2 separate regions of the Homo sapiens genome follow, and region 1 is linked to region 2. A link is a contact called in ENCODE Hi-C or POLR2A ChIA-PET data. All regions are on one chromosome and are shown on one strand. Each heading gives the region's core, a stretch centred on a gene start or an enhancer-like site at or near the end of the contact. The rest is flanking DNA. Distances are from core to core; before and after follow the strand shown.

What was found. A loop is a pair of places that touch in the nucleus more often than their neighbours do. ChIA-PET counts read pairs that join two places held with the same protein, here RNA polymerase II (POLR2A). Pooled maps may share reads with other maps.
Region 1: a map of endothelial cell of umbilical vein shows a loop between it and region 2 (8-fold over the local background). The contact joins two enhancer-like sites. A Hi-C loop is called at or near these places in 1 of 168 maps with a recorded cell type or tissue (endothelial cell of umbilical vein) and 2 of 50 pooled maps. POLR2A ChIA-PET finds 5 or more read pairs at or near these places in 5 of 52 experiments (A673, Caco-2, PC-9 and 2 more).

What each region holds. Positions count from the first base shown.
Region 1 is chr7:105,485,111-105,489,556 of GRCh38, reverse strand. All of the region lies in intron 7 of PUS7 (pseudouridine synthase 7), which reads left to right. Among named protein-coding and RNA genes, the nearest start is that of PUS7, 35 kb to the left of the region's middle. Within about 2 kb of position 1,521, at least 6 of the 41 ENCODE cell types and tissues checked have a DNase peak (open chromatin) inside an H3K27ac peak, as active enhancers do; they include endothelial cell of umbilical vein, where a contact is called at or near this core.
Region 2 is chr7:104,941,966-104,946,364 of GRCh38, reverse strand. All of the region lies in intron 1 of LOC101927902 (a long non-coding RNA gene), which reads right to left. Among named protein-coding and RNA genes, the nearest start is that of LHFPL3-AS2, 18 kb to the right of the region's middle. RefSeq lists enhancers at 707-776, 1,009-1,303, 1,097-1,406, 1,717-1,766, 2,407-2,466. Within about 2 kb of position 1,829, at least 37 of the 41 ENCODE cell types and tissues checked have a DNase peak (open chromatin) inside an H3K27ac peak, as active enhancers do; they include endothelial cell of umbilical vein, where a contact is called at or near this core.

The sequences.
Region 1 (4,446 bases), core at 272-2,771, 540 kb before region 2:
AATACATGAAGATGATGGTGTTCCTATCTGGTGGCCTGGTTTCATTTTCTCGCTGTGGCATATAGAATGTGGAGTCATTTGCTCAGAGTGAAGGGGCAGGAGTGGGTAAGGGAGCTTGAAAGAGAGTGGAGATTTGAAATAACCTTTGTGGGTAATGGACCAGGGACTCCCCAGAAACTCAGAAGAATGGGGGTAGGGGGACAGGGGTTTGAAGGCTCAGGCTTTCTCATCCTCTGTGGATAGAGGTCACAACAGAAGGTTTTTGCCTTGTTTTTGGTATCTAAAATACCTAGTCACCTCCTGTGATTTCTAGCTGGCTCTGTGAATTTTGTTTCTGATTAAAAAAAAAAAGTCAGTTTATTTTGTTTCTTTTTCTTTTCTTTCTTTCTTTTTTTTTTTTTTTTTTTTTGAGATGGAGTTTCGCTCTGTTGCCCACGCTGGAGTGCAGTAGTGGGATCTCACCTCACTGCAAGCTCCGCCTCCTGGGTTCACGCCATTCTCCTGCCTCAGCGTCCTGAGTAGCTGGGACTACAGGCGCCCGCCACCATGCCCAGCTAATTTCTTGTATTTTTAGTAGAGATGGGGTTTCACCATGTTAGCCAGGATGGTCTCGATCTCCTGACCTCGTGATCCACCCGTCTTGGCCTCCCAAAGTGCTGGGATTACAGGCGTGAGCCACTGGGCTCTGCCTATTTTGTTTTCAACACAGAAAGAACTAGGTAGAAAATGAAAGGCCTGCCATAACTGTACTTCTTCCGAGATCACCTTATTCACAACATGGTATATATTTTTTGAGGGACTTTTTTTCCTTTTTAAACAGCAATACTTATGTATTCTTATTTTGAACAATAGATGGTGTACCTTATTTCCTGTAGGTATATAGCAAAATATGTTTGAATGTATGGATATATCCTAATTTAAACTATTACTCTATTTTTGAATGTTACATTGTTTCTCGTTTCTTGCTGTTATAACCCAGTCCATGACAGACGTATTTGTAGCTAAATCTTGGCACACATCTGTGATAACTTCATTAAGATAAACTTAGCAGTGAAATTACTGACTTAAAGGGAATATGACATTTTAATGTGGTTTGTCTTTTTTCTTTCCATCTGCTGGTCAAAACACAGAGAAATTCTCTCTCTCTTTTTTTTTAATAGCAAAGCCTAATTATCCTGCAAAAAAGTGGTACCAATTTACCACCTTTATTCTGGTTCCCTAGAATCTTCCTCAGCATGGTGTTATGATGGGGACAGGGAGTCATTTGCTAATTTGAGGGTCAAAAAATGGCATCTTGTTATTTTATTTTGCGTTTTCTGATGTGAAGTCTTAGAATAGTTGAAGACCAAGAATATTTCTTTTTTTTCTTGGTCAGCCAGCAGATGTCACACTTCATCAGGACACTGCTCTGTCCTCAGATTTTTGCTGCCTTTATCATCTTCCTGTTGACTTAGTAAGAAACTGTGTTAGACACCTAAATGTTGGCCCTCTGAAAGCACACAGCACTTATCTCACGGATACAGGCTACACCCTTAGTTTGTTTAATGGATACATGGGGCCAGGCAGATTGGCCTTTCCCGTGGGAACTTGTGAACAGGAGAAACCCACTCTGCCACACAGGCATTTGAATGACTGCTGGATTGATCGGTCCTGGGGATAAGCAGCACGTCTTTTCAGCTTCATGAAACTCTAAAGCCACCTAGTAATTTTAACAGGGTCTCAGGCAGGAACAGTCTCATTCAGAATGATTTGTTTCTTTTCCTGCCTGTTCCTGCCAGTCTCCTTTCTGAACTTGGGCCAGTATTTCCCTGGCTTTGTTAATTAAGGTTTTCTGTGCATCATGTTGCTTAATTGGTTCCTGATGTTTAAAAGCAAGATTTTTATATTCCCTAGTTACTCACTGAATTTGCTGTAAATTTACAACCAAAGACCTTGATCTGGGATCATCATAATTAAAACTGTGAATAGTATCATGAAGACATTGTCAGCTTCATTCCATTTCTCAGGGAGCACCCATACCAACCAGAACTGAGTATAGTTCTTGCTTTTTGCTGTGCCAGTGGAATTTAGAGATGGATGTCTATCGTATATTCAAGAATTGATACTACTATTCGGCCACAAAAAAGAATGAAACAAAATACTGATATATACTTAAAACATGGATAAACCTTAAAAACATTCCACTAAGAAGTCAGGCGCACAAGGCCAGATATTGTATGATTCTGTTTATATGATGTGTCTGAAATAGGAAAATCTATAGAGGCAGAAAGTAGATTAATGGTTGCCGAGGTCTGCAGGGAGAGGAAACGGGAGTGACTGCTGAATAGGTACAGGGTTTCTTTTTCAGGTGATGGAAACGTTCTTGAAGTATATAGTGGTGATGGTTTCACATTGTTGTGAATATACTAAAAATCACTGGCATGTACACTTTATAACAGTTAAAATGGTGAATTATACATGTGTATATATATATTTATTTATTTTATTTTATTTTTTGATACAGGGTCTCGTTCTGTTATCCAGGCTGGAGTACAAGTGGCACAATCTCGGCTCACTGCAACCTCAGCCTCTGAGGTTCAAGTAATCCTCCTGCCTTAGCCTCCCGAGTAGCTGGGATTACAGGTGTGCACCACCATGCCCTGCCAATTTTTGTATTTTTAGTAGACACGGGGTTTCACCAGGATGGCCAGGCTGGTCTCGAACTCCTCATCTCAAGCAATTCAGCCACTTTGGCCTCCCAAAGTGCTGGGATTACAGGCGTGAGCCACCATGCCCAGCCTTGTGAATTTTATATTATGTTAACTTTATCTCAACTTAAAAAAAAAAAGGACAGAACTATCAGGCACTTCTGTGGCACCATCAGGAAGCAGTCTCCGGAACACTCTCTCTAGGACAGCTCCTGACCCTGAATTGTTCTGTCAGTTTCTACAGCAGTAGTTCCTGGCTGAAGAGGAGTTTTGTCCCCCGTTCCTCACTCTGTTCATACTGATCCTCCGCTTCTAGATTCCTTGGGATACAATCCCTGGGTTAATTCGTGCTCTTGGGTTCTACCATTGCTCCCATACATAGTCCAGGAATTCAAGGTTACAGTGAGCTATGATTGCACCACTGCACTCCAACCTGGGTGGCAGAGCAATTCCTTGTCTCTAAAAAAGGAAGAAAAAGTTATATAAGATAAGAAAATATACAAAAATCAATATGTACAGCTGGGTGCGGTGGCTCACGCCTGTAATCCCAGCACTTTGGGAGGCTAAGGCGGGCAGATTACTTGAGGTCAGGAGTTCCAGACCAGCCTTGCCAACATGGTGAAACCCCGTCTCTGCTAAAATTACAAAAATTAGCTGGGCTTGGTGGCAGGCGTCTGTAATCCCAGCTACTTGAGAGGCTGGGGGCAGAAGAATTGCTTGAACCCAAGAGGCAGAGGTTGCAGTAAGCCTAGATCACACTAGTGCACTCCACTCCAGCCTGAGTGACAGAGCAACACTCTGTCTCAAAAACAAAACAAAACAAAAAAAAAAAAGAAAGAAAAATAAATATAGCACCTGGATAGGTGCAGTGGCTCACGCCGGTAATCCCAGCACTTTCGGAGGCCAGGGTGGGCAGGCATGGTGGTGCATGCCGGTAGTCCCAGCTTCTCAGGAGGCTAAGGCTGGAGACTTTGTAAGCCCACGAAGCAGAGGTTGCAGTAAGCTTAGATCGCACCACTGCACTCCAACCTGGGCGACAGAGACTCTGTCTCAAAAACAAAAAAGAGATATAGCACTTAAAGCAATTTCATACTGGAACATGACTAGGTAGAATAGAGTAATCCTAGACCCAGATACATCCAAGGATTTAGTACGTATTCAAAGTATCATTTAAGATAAGTGGAGAAAATAATGGTTGATTCAAAAAATAATGGTTGATTCAAAAAATGTTGGATAACTGAGTAACCATCTAAAAAACCATTTAAGTGTGGCTCCCCTACCTCATTTCCCTTTGCTAAATAAATTCCAGGTGGATCATAAATTTGAACATTAAAATGCAACTTTAAAAGGACTCTACTTAGGCCGAGCAAGGTGGCTCATGCCTGTAATCCCAGCACTTTGGGAGGCTAGGGCGGGCAGATCACCTGAGGTCAGGAGTTCAAGACCAGCCATGACCAACATGGAGAAACCCTGTCTCTACTAAAAATACAAAATTAGCCGGGCATGGTGCCGCATGCCTGTAATCCCAGCTACTCGGGAGGCCGAGGCAGGAGAATCGGTTGAACCCGGGAAGCGGAGGTTGCAGTGAGCCAAGATCGCGCCATTGCGCTCCAGCCTGGGCAAAGAGCAAAACTCCATCTCAAAAAACAACGACGACAACAACAACAAAAAACAGTACTCTACTTACATTTGAGATTAAAAAAAAAAGAATCTCTGACCAGGTGTGGTGGCTGACCCCTGTAATCCCAGCACTTTGTGG
Region 2 (4,399 bases), core at 580-3,079:
CTCCTATATAAAATGTATCAGTGATAAAGTTGATGTTTTGATCCCATTTGCTTTTTTTTTTTTTTTTTTTTTGAGATGAAGTCTCGTTCTGTCACCCAGGCTGGAATGCAGTGGGGTGATCTCGGCTCACTGCAACCTCCACTTCCTGGGTTCAAGTGATTCTACTGCCTCAGCCTTCCGAGTAGCTGGGATTACAGGTGTGTACTACCACACCCAGATAATTTTTGTATTTTCAGTAGAGACAGGGTTTCTCCATGTTGGCCAGGCTGGTCTTGAATTCCTGACCTCAAGTGATCTGCTTGCCTTGGCCTCCTAAAGTGCTGGGATTACAGGAGAGAGCCACTGCTCCTGGCCAATCCCATTTGTTTTTATTTCTCCTTGCCCAGCTCTTAATTACTCAGAACTTGGGAAGGGAAGAGAGGTTTCCTCTATTATAGTCTCTCAAATCTCCAAACTATTAACTCATTTAATCCTAACAAAAATTCCATTAGAGGACAGGGAGCAATGGCTCATGCCTGTAATCCTAGCACTTGAGAGGTGCAGTTGGGAGGATCTCTTGAGGCCAGGAGTTCAAGACCATCCTGGGCAACATAGTGAGACCCTGTCTCTACCAAAAATTAAAAGAAAAAAAGAATTCCATTAGAAAAGTACTCTTATTATCCTCTCAGATGAGGAAACTGAGCATTTGGCCTTTTGGTTGAAATACAAATATTTGCTCTCAGTCCAGGATCAGATGAAATTAAAGCATATAAGAGTGTTTGCAAACTGTTAAAGCTATGTATACAGAAGGCAATGAGGGTGGTGGTTCTGGCTTTCACACCCACTGGCAGTAGGACTCTGAGCAAGTACTTTCCGGACTTTAGTTCCTTTATCAGGAAAGTGAGGGGTGGGAGAGGCTGATCTGTGCAGATCCTTCCTGTTCTAACGCCTGTGACCACGAATCAGTGATGACTAGCCATTGACTGTTTTCTCCTGGCTTCCTCTGCGTCATTGAGGACTTTTGGATGCTGACTTTTCCCGATTGAGCTAGGCCCAGTCCCTGGGGAACACAGGCCACCTGAAACTCCCCCTCGTTGAATGGGCTGGGCTCAGTCATCTGAGGTTTGCTGCTCGGTTGCCTTTGGTTGCTGCAGCAACATAACACACGCCCACACTTCCGTTTCTGAGAGTGCGATGAAGGCTGATCTCCTCCTGTCGGCCACAGGGGCTCTCCCAGGCCCTGCCGCTCACAGTACTTCCTGGCTTCCTCACAAGGCCACCCGAGGGGAGGGGAAAGAAACCCACTAGTCATTCCTCGGGGGTTGTGGGAGTTGAAGTGAATACTTCCCCGGAAAAAAAAAAAAAAGGCACATCTCCATCAGGTCAGCACTGAGGGGCTAAAATCTCAAGAGATTCAGACTCAGTATTAAGAGACTGATTTGGCTGGGCGCAGTGGCTCATGCCTGTAATCCCAACACTTTGGGACGCCGAGGCGGGCGGATCGCCTGAGGTCAGGAGTTTGAGACCAGCCTGGGCAACATGGTGAAACTCCGTCTCTACTAAAAATACAAAAAATTAGCTGGGTGTAGTGGCAGGCACCTGTGATCCCAGCTACTCGGGAGGCTGAGGCAGGAGAACTCCTTGAACCCGGGAGGTGGAGGTTGCCGTGAGCCAAGATAGTGCCACTGCACTCCAGCCTGGGCGACAGAGTGAGACTCTGTCTCAAAAAAAATAAAATAAAATAAAGACTGATTTAGAACAGTGTTTGTGAACAGGATTTCTGCTTGCTGACGCCGTTGGAAGAGCCTGTGTTTTTGAAATGATTGACGTCATGAAATCTAGTTTGGTCACCAGGATATGGGGTTGACAAAGACCTTGTGGCAGGCCTTTACTATAAGTTTCATCTAATTCTGAAATTCAGTGCTTTCACACCGGAAGTGAGCAAAATAACAAAGAACAGAAAGTGGAAAAAACATTCTGACCTAGTGGAAACTATCTTTTGCCCACCTGCATTCCTGCAAAATAGCAGTCAAATTAGCCCAGATATCTACCTTTGAGGGGGTCCCCAGATGGTGTATCTCCCAAAGGGATTTTGTCGATGAATTTAACGCCCCAGTTATTCAGAAGAGAGTTCTAAAGGCATTATTAGAGGAACCTGAGGTTGTTTCTCTCTGCCTCCATAACAAAATAGCTCACTCTTTTGCACACCTGAATAAAGAAACTACACTGGGATCAGGAAATAAGGGCAGAGCCAGGGCAAATTCCGAACCAATGCAAGAAAACCTTTAAATGCAATTGCCCGGATAGTTCTCCCATTGAGAGGAACAGGATGTGTGCTGGCTTTAGCCAAGAGGAATGGGCTAGATAAGATGAGCATAGATTTTGAACATGCAAAAGGGTGAGGTGACCAGAGGGAAAAGGCGAGCAGCCAGGATAAGAAGACTCCTCTGTCCTTCTGACCCTTGCCCTCACAGGACCTGCTCCTACCAGCAACCAGCAGACACTTCCTCACTTAGGTGGGGGACTGAGGCTGTGGCCCTTGATGGCATTGTTCCCAGAATGGAAAATGTGGGTGTTGGCAACCATATCAAAGGCCTCTGATTGTTTAGAAACCTTTACAGCTCTGATCACCAGACCGCAAAGCCCAAGGGCCGTTCAAGGCCTGTGGAAACTTTGGAACAATAGACTTGGCCCCCTGCCTATCTGTTTTCGTGGCTTTCTGAAAGAGGTAGACGGGGCCTCCAGCCACTCTACGCTCCAGCCCAACCATCAACCTATCAATCTTCTTCAAGCCGGTTCTCACAAGCCAGCACTGGTTAGAGATCGGAGCTGAGATGAGTGCACTCTGCTCTTCAGAGACTGAGACTAGATTGAGAAGAAGGAGGTACCGGATCAGCGTACAAAGTCCAATGGGTGCCAAAAGACTCAGCAACCATGATAAACAATATTTTAATGCAACCACTAAAAAATAAAAATAAAAAATTATCCACGATGAACAAAATATCAAAAATTTTAAAAGAACTGCACTAAAATATTTATCTTGTTTACTGAGTTTTTTGGCGGCCCCTTAAATTTTGCACCCATGGGCCCGGCATTGTGGCTCACACCTGTAATCCCAACACTTTGGGAGGCTGAGGTGGGTGGATCACCTGAGGTCAGGAGTTCAAGACCAGCCTGGCCAACACAGTGAAACCCGTCTCTGCTAAAAATACAAAAATCAGCTGGCTGTGGTGGCACACACCTGTAATCCCAGCTAGTCGGGAGGCTGAGGCAGGAGAATCAGCTTGAACCTGAGAGGCAGAGGTTGCAGTGAGCCGAGATCGCTCCACTGCACTCCAGCCTGGGTGACAGAGCGAGACTCCATCTAAAAAAAAAAAATTGAATTTTGCACCCATGTTGAGTGCCTCCTATGCCTCACTCTAGTCCCTGCTCTGCTGTGAAATGGTGTGCTGTTGACAGGCACTCAGAAATATGAAACATGGAAATGCTCATTTTGATTATCAGGAGGTGAGGGTCCTCCAAGATGTGTGGAATGTGTTGCCCAGATAACCCAGGCCATGTTGCTTTTTTGTCTTTCTTTTTTAGAGACAGTGTATCACTCTGTTGCCCAGGCTGTAGTGCAGTGGGACAGTCATAGCTTGCTGCATTACTTCAAGCAATCCTGCTGCCTCAGCCTTCTAAGTAGCTGGGACTACAGACGCAAACCACCAGCTAATTTTCTAATTTTTTTTTTTTGATGGACTCTCACTCTGTCACTCAGGCTGGAGTGCAGTGGCACGGTCTCGGCTCGCTGCAACCTCCACCTCCTGGGTTCAAGTGATTCTCCTGCCTCAGCCTCCCAAGTAGCTGGGATTACAGGCATGCGCCACCACACCAGGCTAATTTTGTATTTTTAGTAGAGATGGGGTTTCTCCATGTTGGTCACGCTGGTCTGGAACTCCTGACCTCAGGTGACCTGCCCCCCTCGGCCTCTCAAAGTGGTGGGATTACAGGCATGAGCCACCGTGCCTGGCCTCTAATTTTTTATAGAGATGGGGTCTCACTATGTTCCCTGGGCTCGTCTCAAATTCTTGGCCTTAAGCGATCCTCCTACCTTGGCCTCCCAAAGGGTTGGGATTACAGGCATGAGCCACTGTGCCTGGACACATGTTTCTTAAGACCTAGGTGTTGAAGTTACAATTATGCCAGGGAATACAACTGGAAAGCTGCCTAGAAGAGCTGCAGTCCAGGCTACCCGAACCTTCCATAGGAGACTGGGGCAAGCGTCTGGGGGAGGCGGTTGCCTGCTTGGTATCATCTAAAAAGGATTGGAAAGGTTCCTTTCTCTAAGGGTCTCTTCTAGACATGCCATCAGTAGAGTTGTCAATCCTTTGGCTCTTGTAATTGTCTTGGTTTTAAAGAAACTTCCATTAAAATAATA